Linked DNA regions of Homo sapiens: region 1 is linked to region 2. The links are chromatin loops, found by intact Hi-C in ENCODE. Cell type or tissue: GM12878. All regions are shown on one strand.

The links. Peaks named below come from ENCODE experiments on the same cell type or tissue, not always from the same donor. Only the 100,000 strongest peaks of a DNase experiment are listed, where the experiment ranks them.
Region 1: it touches region 2 in a loop (3.0-fold over the local background); 2 of 110 quality-filtered maps call a loop at or near these places.

Annotation. Positions count from the first base shown.
Region 1 is chr1:67,210,613-67,218,612 of GRCh38, forward strand. All of the region lies in intron 6 of IL23R (interleukin 23 receptor), which reads left to right. Among named protein-coding and RNA genes, the nearest start is that of IL23R, 48 kb to the left of the region's middle. RefSeq lists an enhancer at 4,753-4,892. In GM12878, CTCF peaks have their summits at 1,209 (motif pointing left), 2,744 and 3,937 (motif pointing right); DNase peaks (open chromatin) are centred at 3,927, 4,219 and 4,419; H3K4me3 peaks cover 792 bases; H3K27ac peaks cover 1,997 bases.
Region 2 is chr1:67,335,922-67,343,921 of GRCh38, forward strand. IL12RB2 (interleukin 12 receptor subunit beta 2) reads left to right here. Exons shown (of 17, transcript NM_001374259.2): 9 at 2,703-2,782. Among named protein-coding and RNA genes, the nearest start is that of IL12RB2, 32 kb to the left of the region's middle. RefSeq lists enhancers at 2,985-3,064, 6,188-6,277, 6,418-6,507. In GM12878, no CTCF peak of the experiment used is centred here; DNase peaks (open chromatin) are centred at 2,910, 3,910 and 6,610; H3K4me3 peaks cover 1,127 bases; H3K27ac peaks cover 6,194 bases.

The sequences.
Region 1 (8,000 bases), 130 kb before region 2:
TCACTATGCCTGGCTAATTTATTTTTATTTTTATTTTTTTGTAGATTCTTGCCATGTTGCCCAGGCCGGTCTTGAACTAGCCTCAAATAATCCTCCCCCTGGCTTTCTCGTCAGCCTCCCAAAGTGCTAGGATTACAAGCATGAGCCACAGCACCTGGCCTGGCTTTTCTTAATTAACAGTTATGTATCAGCTGTGAAATTACCAGTTTTCAGCGCGTTAAATAAAGTGATATGTATTTAACACTAAAATACATTAAACATAACTTAATTTTTCTTTGGTGCTAAGCATGATTCCAAATCCTTTTGCTGTTTAAGACTGATTCTGAGTATCGGTTTTGCTATAGAGTAATATATCTTAAAAGTATCAAGAAGATGGGGGCAAAACTATACTAATTTTATTATATACCCTAAAAATTACTCATTAAAAGTAAATTCCTTACGTCAACTTGTTTACCTTTGTTCACTCAAATCATAAATGTGAACTTTATGGTTGTTTGCATACACTTAAATGGGATCCACGTTCTGCATCATTTGATTGATAATCAAGTGAAGATCCTGCTGAATTCCTTTTGCATATGCAGAATTTAGATTAAATTTCAAAACAACACAAATACAATTCTCAAGTCCTAGATTCTGAATTAATGGGGTTTTATCCTAATAAGACACCTGGGGTCCTTGTATAGTATCACAGTCATAGAATGATATTAAAGAATACTGAGTTTCTTAGGCTGGGTGCAGTGGCTCATGCCTGTAATCCCAGCACTTTGGGAGGCCAAGGCAGGCGGATCACCTGAGCTCAGGGATTGAAGACCAGACTGGCCATCATGGCAAAACCCCGTCTCTACTGAAAATACAAAAAATTTAGCCAAGCCTGGTGGTGTGTGCCTGTAATCCCAGCTACTCAGAAGGCTGAGGCAAGAGAATCGCTTGAATCTGGGAGGTGGAGGTTGCAATGAGCCAAGATGGAGCCACTGCACTCCAGCCTGGGTGACAGAGTGACTCTGTCTCCAGAGGAAAAAAAAAAAAAGGATACCAAATCCTCTTACTTCATGCAAATAGGAGTATGTAATAGACTAGAAAAAGTGTTTAGAAAATAGAAAGGAATTATATTATCAGTGTCTCTGAATAAGTTTTCAGAAGCCAACTGTTTTCTGGTTGAAACTCTTATTCTCTGCTCCCCCTGGTGGTGCTACATAGGCCATCTTGGTAACAGGTACATTTGAGCTCACTTTTCAAAACCTTCTCTTTATCAGAAGTGGCAAATAGAGTAGAAAGAATATTTGTTATCTCATATGCTCTTCATAACAATCCTTTGTGATAGGTAGTATTAGCTCCATTATATAAATAGGGAAATAGAGTTTGAAAGAAGTCAAGCCAGATTTTTTTGAACTTATACCGTCAGTAACTAAGTGCCTCTCACAGACTCTACATCACTTTAAAGACCAAATAAATATTTAGAAAATGAAAAGACAGGTTTCAATCCAAAGCCACTTCTGTCTCCTCCACCATTATTTTTTTCAGAAAGTTTTTTTAAACTCATGACTCCCTCAGTCAATCTACCACGTTTCCTTTAAACACAACCACTAACACAGAAAAAGTGAATTACCATTTCTATCCAGATCACTCAAGCCAAGTCACTGTAGCCAGAATGAAGCTTTGTTTACATTTGCTACTGTCAATTTCATCTGGGTCATGCATGAAGTGTTGTCTCTGCATGTCTGTAGGAAGACAGGAAAGTCAGAGTCAAGAGGAGTGGGAGGATACCAAAGATTACAGGTCTCTTCTACCACTTTAGCTCCGTGGTGGCATTGCCTCCATTAGATATTGCTGGAGGTGGGGGGTTTACTTCAAAGCGACAGGAAAGCCTTGTGGCCAAGAGCACAGGCTCTAGAGTTCAAAGCCTGGCTCTGCTACTTTCTAGTCATGCAATCTTTTTTTTTTTTTTCCTTTTGAGACAGGGTCTTGCTCTACTGCCCAGGCTGGAGCGCAGTGGCGCAATCTCAGCTCACTGCAGCCTTGACCTCCTGGACTCAAGCAATCCTCCTGCCTCAGTCTCCCAAGTAGCTGACCACAGGAGAGTGCCACCATGCCCAGCTAAATTTTAAAAATTTTTCTGTAGAGACAGGGTTGTGTCATGTTGCCCAGGCTAGTGTCAAGGTCTCTAACTGCTGAGCTCAAGCAACCATCCCGCCTCAGCCTCCCAAAGTGCTGGTATTACAGGCACGAGCCACTGCTCCTGGCTAAGTCATGCAATCTTTCTTTTTCTTTTTTTTTCTTTTTAGACAGAGTCTCACTGTGTTGCCCAGGCTGGAGTGCAGTGGCGTGATCTTGGCTCACTGCAACCTCTGCTTCCCGGGTTCAAGCGATTCTCCTGACTCAGCCTCCCTAGTAGCTGGGATTACAGGCATCGGGCACCACGTCTGGCTTCTTTTTGTATTTTTAGTAGAGATGGGGTTTCACCACGTTGGCCAGGCTGATCCCAAGTGATCTGCCCATCTCGGCCTCCCAAAATGCTGAGATTACAGGTGCGAGCCACTGCGCCCGGCCTAGTCATGCAATCTTGAGCATGTTTCTTATCTTCTCTGTGCCTCGTTATTCCCATACATAACATGGGGATAAGATAAGCCCTTATATCATGTGTTTGTTGTGGGAAAGGGGATCCAATGATGTAAGAAGTTAGCTACAAGCCTGGAATAGTGTAATTGTTCACTAAATGCTAGCTAGTAATGTTACTCTCTAGCCTCTAGGGGAGCCATGCAGCAGGGATAGTAGAGCAAAGGAATCCAACTGAAAGTCACAGTATTGAGGGTGCTTTTCAGCCCCTTTAGCTAAGGTACATACAGACTGTGAAGTATCTAAGGGAATTAGGCTGACGAGGCAAGGAGAATATGTGCCACGCAGCAGTCCATGTTTCAGGCAATGATGGATGGCATATATGATGGTGGTCCCATAAACTTATCATGCAGCTGAAAAATTTCTGTCACCTAGTGATTTATATTACAATTGCCTGCAGGATTCAGTACAGTAACATGCTTTATAGGTTTGTAGCCTAGAAGCAACAGGCTATACCATATAGCCTAGGTGTGTAGTAGGCTATACCACCCAGGTTTGTGTAATTACAATCTATGATGTTCGTACAATGATGAAATCGCTTAATGATGCATTTCTCAGAATGTATCCCTGTCGTTAAGTGACACATGACTCTAGTTATCTCTTGAAAGATGGTTCCAGGTCAAAGCTTCAGATTTTGTCTCTGGAGACACAGCTGCCTCTGGGAGAACATTTACAAACATCTTGCTCCCACCTCATTTACCTCTCTCCCTTCTGAATTCCCTAGAAGTCTAGCTTAGACCAGGTTGGAATATATACAGATTTTAGTAAAGGCTCAGAGATAGCAAGAAGAAAATAAATCTCAGCTGGGAGGGGTGATACAAGCCTATATTCAGCTACCTGAGAGACTGAGGCAGGAAGATCACTTGAGCCAGGGTTTTGAGGCTGTAATGCACTATGATCCCACCAGGGATAGCCACTGCACTGCAGCCGGGGCAATACAGTGAGACCCCCATCTCTATAAAAAGAAAGAAAATAAACATCTCAGAGAAAAACCACCTACTATGTAATCTTGATTACAAAATATAACTAGCTTTTCAAAGTTGGTTTGAGACCTGTCTTTTCATTTTCTAAATATTTATGTGGTCTTTAAAGTGATGTAGAGTCTGTGAGAGGCACTCAGTTACTGATGGTATAAGTTCAAAAAAATCTGGCTTGACCTCTTTCAAACTCTGTTTCCCTATTTATATAATGGAGCTAATACTACCTGTCACAAAGGATTGTTATGAAGACCATATGAGATAACAAATATTCTTTCAGTTCCATTTGCCACTTCTGACAAAGAGAAGGTTTTGAAAAGTGAGCTCAAATGTACCTGTTACCAAGATGGCCTATGTAGCACCACCAGGGGGAGCAGAGAATGAGAGTTTCAACCAGAAAACAGTTGGTTTCTGAAAACTTATTCAGAGACACTGGTAATATAATTCCTTTCTATTTTCTAAACATTTTTCTAGTCTATTACATACTCCTATTTACATGAAATAAGAGGGATTGGTATATCGGCTATCTACTGCTACGATTGAGGGAAGAGAGAGACCCTCTCATATTGTTTTATATTTTTTTATACTCAGTACCTGTTTTAAGAAAAAACAACAAGGAAGTAAAAGCAAAGACAGGCAACCCAGCACCAGGCCCGAAACCAGGACTGGGCCTGCCTGGCCAAAACCCAGTAGTTAAAAATCAACTCATAACTTAGAAAGCGATGTTATTCATAGATTCCAGACATTGTATAGAAGAACATTGTGAAACTCCCTGCCCTGTTTTGTTTCTCTCTGACCACTGGTGCATGCAGCCTCTGTCACGTACCGCCTGCTTGCTCAAATCAATCACGACCCTTTCATGTGAAATCTGTAGTGTTGTGAGCCCTTTAAAAGGACAGAAATTGTGCATTCGGGGAGCTCGGATTTTAAGGCGGTAGATTGCCGATGCTCCCAGCTGAATAAAGCCCTTCCTTCTATAACTCGGTGTCTGAGAGGTTTTGTCTGCGGCTCGTCCTGCTACACAATAATGTGTAACAAACTGCCACAAAAGCTGAAGGGACATATAACAATAAACATTTATTTCTCAATGTCAGTGGGGTCCAGCTGGTCTAAGGTGAGCTTTGCTGGAATTGGGCATGTGTTTGCAGCTCAGCTGGCTCACTCCTATGTCTTTGCATGAGCTCTCCTCTACATGTCTCCTGGTCCTCTTTCTGCCATCAACAGGCTAGCCTGGGCATGTCCTTATGGTGATGGCAGAGGGCAAGAGTACCTAAGGCCCAATCTTTCCAGTGTCTTTCAATCCTCTGCTTATATCAGGCTTACCAATGTCTGTTGGCTCAAAGCAAGCTACATGGACAAACCAGAGCCAGAATGGGAGAACGTTCAAAGCTACATGGTAAAGGGCCAGGATATGGGGCTGGGAAATTACCTGGGCATTATTGCAATCCACCTCAAAATGTCATCAAGGCTCTCCACCTGCTGCTGGAACCAGTTCGTGTGAGGAGAGGAAGATGGTAGCATCTTTCCAAACAATAAAGACCAAGAACCTTGGCAGTCTTCATCCTACTCTAGCATTTGACACTGTTGACCACCTTGTCCTGAAAATGTCTCTCCTCTTGGTTTTCCCATTTCAAGAATGTGTTAGTCTTCTATCAATATTTCTGGATGCCCTTTCCTTTGTAAATTATTTTTTCTGCCAATTCCCTAAACATTGACATTCCCTTCATACCTACCATCTCACTGTCTCCTCTCTTTCTTACTCCTTTCACCTATTCCCAAGGCCTCAGCTACACCTGTATGTAGGCTAGAAACTGGAGCCCTCCCAACTCTCATGAAAGTCAGACCTATATTTCTAACTATTTGTTTGTATCTTTATGGGCTGTCTCCTAGGCCCCTCAAATTCATGTCAAAAATTGAGCTCCCAGTTGCGAACGGCAATCCACACCTACTTCCGTATACTCTGTTTCAGGGCATTTGCCACATTGTATATACTTGCCTGTTTACACTTCTATTTCTCTACTCTTTAACTGTGAACTCATGGAAGGCAGAGATGTGCCATGATCATTTTTTGCATCTCCATTGATTTTTATAATGTCAAGTTCATGTGGATAATATTTTGAAACATTAGCTATTACTATTATTATTATTATTTGTCTAATGGTGTCCAACTTTAGTGACAGAGGCAGGGAAATCTCAGCTATGTGTTCAAGTAAGTGGATTATTGGTGACTCATTTCTCTAATTAAGCTACACCAGGGTCTCAGCAAACTTTTTATTCAAGGGCCAAATGGTAAACATTTTAGGCTTTGCAGAACATAAGATTTCTGTCTCAACTACTCAACTCTGTGTTTGTAGCGTGAAAGCAGTCACAGACAATTATGTAAATGAATGGGCATAGTCTGTTCCAATTAAAATTTCATTTTTGGACACTGAAATTTGAATTTCACATAATTTCCATACATCATGAAATAGTCTTTTTTTAAAAAAAATTTCTTTCAACCATTTAAAAGTGAGAAAACCATTCTTAACTTAGGCTGCACAAAACCAAGTATTTATTCTTTTCTTGAAAGGGCTGATAGAACAGCATACAGATAGCAAAGACAAATCCTTGGCTTCGGCATTTCCAAGTCTGAAGGTTGGTATAAGACAGAAAATGTGGAAAAATGTATGATTAGTCACAAATAAGTTTCCCCATCACCACCCCATTTCCCTCCTCTACCAAACACTAGATAAAAATTACTTGGGCAGAAAGGGGAGGAGGTTGTAGGGTAAAGGGAGAAACCAAGGGTTTAGACACTGGTGGGTTACCAAGGACCCTCTCATCCAGTGCCATGCCCCATACTGATAGTTGGGGAAGGTAGGAATTATAGAACTCTAACTAGGTTGGAGATTTTTTCTTCCCTCCACCCAAGGATGTTCCCAGGAACTTATATTTAACATAAGAAAAGAGAGATCTCAAACTGAAGAATATTACGTTTCAATGACCCCTAACCTTCAGAGTTGAGGCTCTAAGTAGAAATGGACTTACTTCAAAATTTCTTGCACTCTTGAAATTATACTATTTACAGAGGCACTCAATTAAGTCCAGCTCTTTCAATGTTCATTTTAGCCTCCAAAGATATCATCCTGAGGTATCATGTTGTACTTGCAGGGCCCTAAGCAGCCACCTGGTTTGCCTCATGGTTTAAACAACTGATAACAGTTCCATAACGTTCTTCTTACTATTTTGGAATTCTGGCTGTACTTTACGGTATTTCTTTCCTTTAAGAGGACTTATCTATAAATGTAATGGCAGCAAACATATTGGAGACTAACAACTTCCTTACAAGAGACACTAATATGAAGCAGAGTGCATTTGAGAGTCAAATCTTTGGCACAGTAAGTAAAATTTCTCTAGATCCCAGGAGACCTCAGACACTCTCCAGTTATATTAACATTGCAGAAAATTTCCAGGGCCATGAATAGAGACATGGCTTATGGAAACTCTGAAAGATATCTTTCATGCAGAGTTTGAAAAATATCATTCAGAGTTTCCATAAGCCATGTCTCAATAGACAAAACTATTCTAGGGCAGATGACATCCCCCAAACAAATATTTTCATGAATTTTACATTTTCAGTGCATTGCAAGTTTTAAGGATTAATGTTAAGGTTGGGTTTTAAATGGAAGCATCCCTGAATGAGGTTGATACCTCATTCTTTTTTTTTTTTAATCTCAATCGTTGTAACTTTCTCTTTCATGAGTATCTGATAACTGCTTTCACCTAGTTGTTGCATAAATGCATTTCTAGACATATTGACATATTTTATGTCTGCCTTTCAATCATGCTTCACTTTTTCCAGTAAATCAGTTACTAGAACATACTGAAGATGCTGTACAAATGCCTTGGTTTCTTTCTGCCAACTGAAACAGCTTGTTTGGGGCTCATTTTTCATTACGTTTTATAGCAGGGTGTAGTGCTCCAGGGAAAAAAGGATTTTTGTGTTTATCCCTCAGCTATTTTCTTTATCCTCCATTGGATTTCTCAGTTCAACTTTCTTAATATTTTAATTTTTCTCTGACACATACACATATATATATATATACATACATATACATATATACATATATACACATATATGCATATGTGTGTGTGTGTGTGTGTGTGTGTGTGTGTGTATATATATATATATGTATGTATTATTGGGCCTTGTAGAATCTGCAATAACCTGCAATGAGGACCAACTTACAGCTTAGCTTATAGGTATTTTTTTCTAAAAGTCACCATTAGCGAGTAAAATTATTTCATCATTCAGGAAGAATTATTGATCTAAATATCCAGCTGCAGGGGAGAGGGGAATTCAGACAATTGCTATCAGCTACCATTTCTCCACCCCATTAAAAGAGTATATTCCAAAATTAAGAATATATT
Region 2 (8,000 bases):
TATAATTCTAGAATTTGATTCTTAGCTCTGTAATAATCTGTTAGGTTGTGGATTTTTAATGAGTCAGTGAGTGTCCCCTTTAGATTTCTTACCAATATGTAATTAACTGAAGACATGTACTGCTGTGGTACAAGTCAACTGGCTTTGACACTGAGCACACCCGGGTTTCCAAACCCTGATTTTACAAATGTCTGGATTATCTAGTTTGTGGAGTAGTCAGGTCTTGGTCAATGTAGTGAACTGTAATGGGAAAAGCAGGGTCTTCGGGGAAAGCAAGACCTGGGTCCAGTCCTCAGCTTTGCCATTTACCAGACCCAGGTCTTTTGTAAATCATTTAACTTTTGCCAGCCTCCTTGTCCTCAGCTGTAAAGCAGATGTAATCATATGCACCCTTGCGTTGTGTGAGGGTTAAACGAGATGATGTATATAGTGTCCGGACACCACCTGACAGTAGGTGGTTAGTGAACGTCATATCCCCTTTCCTTTGTTGCCTGTGCTTTTTTTCTTTTTGCATCTAAGCTAGCAGATAGAAGTCCCAGGTTTGATTCCTGGGCCACTCTTCATATTCCTGGAGAATTAAGAGCATTTTCAAAATGTTTTACATAAGTGTTGCTTACCTCTAAGTCCTCACTGCAAAGGTAAATACTACTGCAAAGGAGAGAAAAGAAAAGAAGTGAATGTTTAGAAAAAAACAAAAAAGAAAGTAGAGCAAGAAAGGCAGGAAAAGGAAGTAATGAAGGAGAGGATAGAACAAAAAGAAGGCCCAACTGATGGGGGATGGAAGTATCGCAGAGAAACCATTAGCTTTCTCAGAGCCAGGCACCTGCACGGTGCAGAGCCAAGGCTATGGGCTCTGGGATAAAACGGATTTGTGTTCAAAGCCTGGCATCTCTGATGATTAGTTCTGGGACCTTAAGCAAGTTCCTTAACCTTTCAGCACTTCAGTTTTCAAATGCGGGAAACAGCAAGAGCTACACTTGCTGAGCACTCACCATGTGTCAGCACGCTCCACTGAAATTCCCACTCCACCCTGTGTGATATGTGGAATTATCACCCTCATCTGACAGATGAGGGAGCTAGCCGAAGGATGTGGTTAGCATTTGTTCAAAGTCACAGAGCTGGGCTTACCCCGCAGACCTGGCTCTGAAGCTCACACTGACTACTGCAGGAGGAGGGGAGATGGAGCTGTGGATGGGCCCACACAGCACCTGCCCTCTACATGTGGGTACTTACGCTCCCTTTCTTTCTCTTTTGCTCTTCTCTTATCTCCTGTTATCCAGGTGGTGGGACTTAATTTTCTAGAAATTTCCATCTGGTTAGATGGAACTTTCTAACCTAGGAAAAAACCCCAGCGCAGCCTCCCCTCAAATACACTCTAAGTTTCACTGTTGAGGAAATTAGCTTGGTGCAGCTGAAGCCTGTTTTCAGGAGTTGTTTCTGCTGGTTCCACTCCTGGCTGTAAATCAAAACAAATCTAAGTGACTTGATGGTAGAGGAAACAAAATGACTTCACTCACTCACGTGAGCATGAACTCATGCACACACACACTCACACTTACACATACAGGAGTTGATTATTTAGTCTCTTTGCAAGTATGTTTGGTTGAAATTAAGTTGGGCCATATTTGACCATTGTCTTACAGATTGGTGGTTATTTATTTAATCAGTTCAGCCTGTGTTTTGGCATTAAATAGATAATATCACATGATTTGTTCATTCATTACTTAACAATTATTAGGAGCCTATTATATTCTAAGTGCTGCGCTGGGTATGTGGCATATTAAATGAGATAGGACTTCCCTTTAAGTACATCATTGTCTAATGATCACACACCAAATAATTGTACTATACCATGATAAGTCTAGGAATGGAGATGAACACAAGGTTTGTCATTTATATTAGTGTATTTTTACAAGACCAAAAAGTGTTTTTCTATATGAGTTGTATCTTCTCTGTTGAGAATTCTTTCTGCATTCTAGTAAAAAAAAAAAAAAAAGAAAAGAAAAGAAAAGAAAAGAACCACATATACTTTATTTTTATTTTTTTGCTCTGTCTTATGGTGCTAAAGCCACATGTACTTTCCTTGGGTTATTTTAATAACACATGTTTTAAGAGTAAGTTAAGGCCGGGTGCAGTGGCTCATGCCTATGTAATCCCGGCACTTTGGGAGGCCAAGGTGGGTGGATCTCTTGAGCTCAGGAGTTCAAGACCAGCCGGGGCAACATGATGAAAGCCTGTCTGTATAAAAAATACAGAAATTAGCCAGGCGTGGTGGTACGCACCTGTAGTCCCAGCTATGTGGGAGGCTGAGGCAGGAGGATTGCTTGAGCCTGGGAGGTGGAGGTTGCAGTGAGCTGAGATCGTGCCACTGCATCACTGCATTCCAGCCGAGGCAACAGAGCAAGATCCTGTCTCAAAAAAAAAAAAAAAAAAAAAAAAAAAAAAAAAAAAAGTAAGTTAAGAAACAAATTCCTCATCATTTTTTTTTAAATTTGTTTTTAAGGTAACCTTGTTTTTCTGACTTTTTGGCCAAAGATATATATGTTCATTGTTAAACAAGAAAAAGAAAAAATACTGGGACACACACAAATAATTGAAGTTATCCTCTAATTCTACTCTTCCAGAATTGTTTACTGAATGACCAGTTAACTTTCAAAGTAGTAAATATATGAAAATATGTCTTTTTTTCTCCTTTGAAACAGAGCCTACTGGGATGTTAGATGTCTGGTACATGAAACGGCACATTGACTACAGTAGACAACAGATTTCTCTTTTCTGGAAGGTGAGTTTTAAGCGTCAACTTAAAACTCAAGGGAATAAAACTGAAGGCAGAAAAAGACCTATTTGCATAGTGGCTTTTATATGAAGCTTCAATGATTTTGCTAGAGCTCATTTTCTCACATTCATGACACACCACAGTGTCATGTGCCTTTGGTGGATAGGGGTGAGAGCTGAGTTCCTTCTTCCACACAGTCACATCGTTTCAATCCCACTTCCTATAAGATCAAGGTCTTTTTCCATCCCTGGCATTTCCACCCTCTGACCCCAACTACTTCATCTCTTCTGACTGTTGTCCCCTTTCTGCCCACCCCCACCTCTCCTACATAAATATGCCCAGCAGTAACCATGTCACTTCACTTATTCACTCTTTGGGAAACAAAAGATGAAAAAGCTGTGGATGTGGATATTTAATAATGTTTGTTAAGTCATTGAAGAGGGAGAAGGAGGAAAGAAAGCTGCTCTACTTTAGGAATAGTAATAGTGGTAGAAAATAATACAAACAGGCCAGGTGCAGTGGCTCACGCCTGTAATCCCAGCACTTTGGGAGGCCAAGGCAGGCGGATCACTTGAGGTCAGGGGTTAGAGACCAGCCTGGCCAGCATGGTGAAACCCCGTCTCTACTGAAAATACAAAAATTAGCCGGGCATGGTGGCATGCGCCTGTAATCCCAGCTACTGGGGAGGCTGAGGCACGAGAATCACTTGAACCCGGGAGGCAGGGGTTGCAGTGAGCCAAGATCATGCCACTGCACTCGAGCTTGGGTGACAGAGTGAGACTACGTTTCAAAAAAAAAAAAAAAAGAAAATCATACAAACAGGAATAGAAAGCAGCCCTTCCTCAGGAATGGTAATAAAACAGTAGTAAATTAGACAACTTTCCAGAAAACAGTGAAGCCTGACATTATCATAGAATGCGAAAGTTTCACAAAGCACTGAAAGCTGGCATTACCATTTTATTTAATCCTCACAAAAATCCCCTGAGGTAAGTACTGGTACGCCCACTTACCAGTGAATGAGAAAACGAATGAATGAGTGAATGAAAAAACGAGTATCAGAGAGAGGAAAGAGAGGAAGTTCTTGCCCAAAGTCACCCAGCTACTGAGCACAGACCTGAGACTGAAACCTTATCCAGAACTGCTGCATCGTGACTCATCTTTGTTGAAGGAAAATGCTGTGCGATTCGAATTGAGCTACTGATTGGCATGCTCATAAGAGGTTTCCTGGTGAACTGCACTCTTTATTTCTCAGGACTCACATCCTCTTCACTACACCTCTTCCAGTTGAGGATAGAAAGTTTTGGAATTATGAATCTGAATGAGCACAAAACCAGAAGAGTAAGAATAACAATTATAAAGTCCTCTGATGGGGTTCACATGATGGGTTTTGATCATTGCACACTTCTTCAGTTTTAAGAAATGAGTGATTTCTTCTTCTTTCTCCTCCCTGTCTCTCTCACACACACATAAAACGTCTGGTATAAGAAGAGACTACTATAAATAGCCTGGTGAATCATGATCAGGCTCTTCACTTTGAAACTAACACTGCAGCTCAAAATTTATTTTAAAATGAATCTACTTTCAATAGCAAGACAATTCTCAAAGCAGGACATTTAGAACAGCCATAATTTGTGAATATTATAGAAGAACCCAGCCTAATTATTTCCTTTTCACGAGCAAGTGACTGGTTAAAACCAAAATTCCTCCTCTCATGTAAAGGTTTCTCCTCCAAAAATGTCCTCAACAGTGATCTGGAAAGATATGCTACGTGTTAATCTATTCCACGCCTCTCAACTCAAGGGTTTCTCTCAGTAGAATGAGGGTAATGATACAGGTATCTGCAAAGCTGACAAGACCATTGTGGGGATCAGCAAATGAGAGGACACAAATGTAAAAATCACAAGGGCCACCAGTGTAAAATTCAGCAGTGCTGCATGATGCGTGTTTATCCTGACAGTGAAAGCTCCATGCCTGCGTGCTTTTCACTGTAACAAACAGAGTTTATAGTGGACATCATCTTGGTTCTCTGAAACCAGCACCAGAGTGAAGTCAAAATAAGTATGTGTTGGCCATGAGTGATGCTTGGTAAATGTGAGTATGTGATTTCTTCTCTGCTGCCCTGATTTTATTTCTATCTTCACAAGGCTTAGGTTCTATAATGAGGTCTTGGAATTTGGAGGGACTTCAAAGCTCTTCTAGTTCAGCCTTCCTTTCATTATAAACATGGCTCCTACTCCTGCCAGGACAGACAGATGTCTCAGTGGGGATATTCTGGGACAGGGAGAATCTCACTTTGTAGTCTGCCCATGCCATGGTTGAACATCTCTTATTGTTTAGAAAATGTTTCCTTTTGTGTAGCCAGAATTGTGGGCCCAAGAAGGATGCTTGGGGTTGGAACTGGCTTAGAAGAAACCAAAAAGGGCAAGGCACAGTGGCTTACGCCAGTAATAATCCCATAATCCCTAATCCCAGCACCTGGGGAGGTCGAGGTGGGCAGATCACTGAAGTCCAGGAGTTTGAGACCATCCTGGCAGACATGGTGAAACCCTGTCTCTACCAAAATACAAAAAAATCAGCTGGGTGTGGTGATGCCCACCTGTAATCTCAGCTACTTGGGAGACTGAAGCAGGAGAATCCCTTGAACCCGGGAGGCAGAGGTTGCAGTGAGCTGAGATCGTGCCATAGTACTCCAGCCTGGGTGACAGAGCAAGACAAAGAAGGAAGGGAAGGAAGGAAGGAAGGAAGGATGGAAGAGAGGGAGGGAAGGAGGGAAGGAAGGAGAAAGAGAAAATAGAGAAAGAGAAAGAAGAAAGAAGGAAAGAAAAAAGAAAGAGAAAGAAAGAAAGAAAGAAAGAAAGAAAGAAAGAAAGAAAGAAAGAAAGAAAGAAAAGAAAGGAAGGAAAGAAAGAGAAAGCAAAAAGGTAAGCACTAGAAGCTTCTATAACTTGATGTCAGATGGTAGTCATCAAAAGCCAACCTCAAAACCTTCAGTGACTCTCTAGTCTAAGAGGCTCCCCAAGGAAAGTTGGATGCAGTCCTATATTGTCACAGGATTAAGTCCTTTTCTGTCAAACCTGGGCTTCTTTAATGGCCCCAAACAGGCCACTCAACTGAGGGTGGGAATGGAAACACTGACCAGAGTTACTGAGCAGTCCTGCTTTGGACCACAGAACCACAGAGTTATAGACCTCTAGAGCCAAAGGGATTTAACTGTCATGTAGTCTCACCCCACAGTTTAAAACATGGAAACTGAGGTTTCAAGAGGTGATTTTCCAGTGAGGGGATTTCAGGTGATTTGAGTCCACTCTTATCCCAGCCTCTAATAGGGATTCCTCATGCCACTCTCAGGCAGGCTTGGGAATTCAAGGGAATGCTGTGGTACAAGGGAGTTATCTAAGTGTCAGGCTAGAAGGAAAACTCTGCAGCCAGATCGCTTTGTGACAGGGCCCAAGTCATACCTCACTGGGGAAAGGGAGCAAGGGCGTGTGTGGTGGGGTTTTTTGTTTTTTGGGTTTTTTTTGTTTTTTTTTGTTTTTGTTTTTTTCCTTTGAGCAACTCTGGGAAACCAAATGCAAGAAACGCCCACCACTGCAAAGAAGGAAATCTCATGCCTTGGCATCAAAGGAAGCACCAAGTAAAACCCCATTTGCCTGTGAATAAAGTGAGAGCACTTTTCTCTTGCATATGGGGAAATGTGAGATGACCTTTCACTTTTGTAGGATGTTTACAATAGAGGAGAACAACTCCGTGCTGATTGGGTGCAGCCCCTGGGGGTTGGGGTGGGAGTATGTGTGTGAGTGTGGGTGTGAATGTATGTGAGTGTAAGGATGTGAGTGTGTGGAAGGCGTGGGAGTGTGGGGATGTGAGTAGGGTGTGAATATGTAGGTATGTGAGTGTGTGTGTATGTATGAATGGGTGCATGTGTCAGTGTGTGAGGATGTGAGGATGTTGGTGAAGGAGACCTTTGCTTTGTTATGGCTTGTCACTCCTTTTCCCATGACTTAGTTTCTCTTGAAAGTACCATTTCCTCAAAAATATCTTGTACTACTTTTTAAAATCACACCTTTTTTTTTTTTTTTTGAGACAGGGTGTCATTCTGTCCCCCAGGCTGAAGTGTGGTGGCACAATCTCAGCTCACTGCAGCCTTCACCTCCTATGCTCAAGTGATCCTCCCACCTCAGCCTCCCAAGTAGCTGAGACTACAGGCATCCATCACCACGCCCAGCTAATTTTTGTTTGTCACAGAGACAGGGTCTCATTCTGTCCCCCAGGCTGAAGTGTGGTGGCACAATCTCAGCTCACTGCAGCCTTCACCTCCTGTGCTCAAGTGATCCTCCCACCTCAGCCTCCCAAGTAGCTGAGACTACAGGCATCCATCACCACGCCCAGCTAATTTTTGTTTGTCACAGAGACAGGGTCTCATTCTGTCCCCCAGGCTGAAGTGTGGTGGCACAATCTCAGCTCACTGCAGCCTTCACCTCCTGTGCTCAAGTGATCCTCCCACCTCAGCCTCCCAAGTAGCTGAGACTACAGGCATCCATCACCACGCCCAGCTAATTTTTGTCACAGAGACAGGGTTTCACCATGTTGCCCAGGCTGGTCACAGACTCCTGGGTTCAAGTGATCTGCCCACCTCAACCTCCCAAAATGCTGGGACTACAGGTGTGAGCTACCACACCTGGCCCATAGCTATTTTTAAGAGGAAAAATACTTTCAATGTTGAAGCCAAAAAGTACAGCCTAATCTATGAAATGAAAGAAAAACACCTGGGTATTGTTAAAACCACAAATGCAATAAAAGTAAAAAATGTTGCTTGATTACGAATAGCCCCAGGGTTGGATTAGGCCCCTTTACAAAAGGGGGCTTTTAGCAATCCTCTCCCTCAAACTTCCTTTCTCTTCTCCTTCTGTACTGTTTTATATTGTATTCTTTCCTTAATTAAGTATCTCAATCCATGATTCCAATATACTTCTTTTCTAGTTAAAACAGCATGTATCTTTTAAGAAGAAAACCACCTTTCATATATATATGAAAAAGATATGAGAACCAGGTAAAGCCACATCAACCGTTCTAGTTTCCTCTCTTAATTTCTTTAGCATCCTCTCATTATCTTGATCATAGCAAATCACAAACTTTTGAAATTTGTTTGAGGCCATGAGTCTGGAAGAGAAATATTCATGTTAAGCTCATTCATTTGCTCAAACAAACATATGAAAGCTCCTCT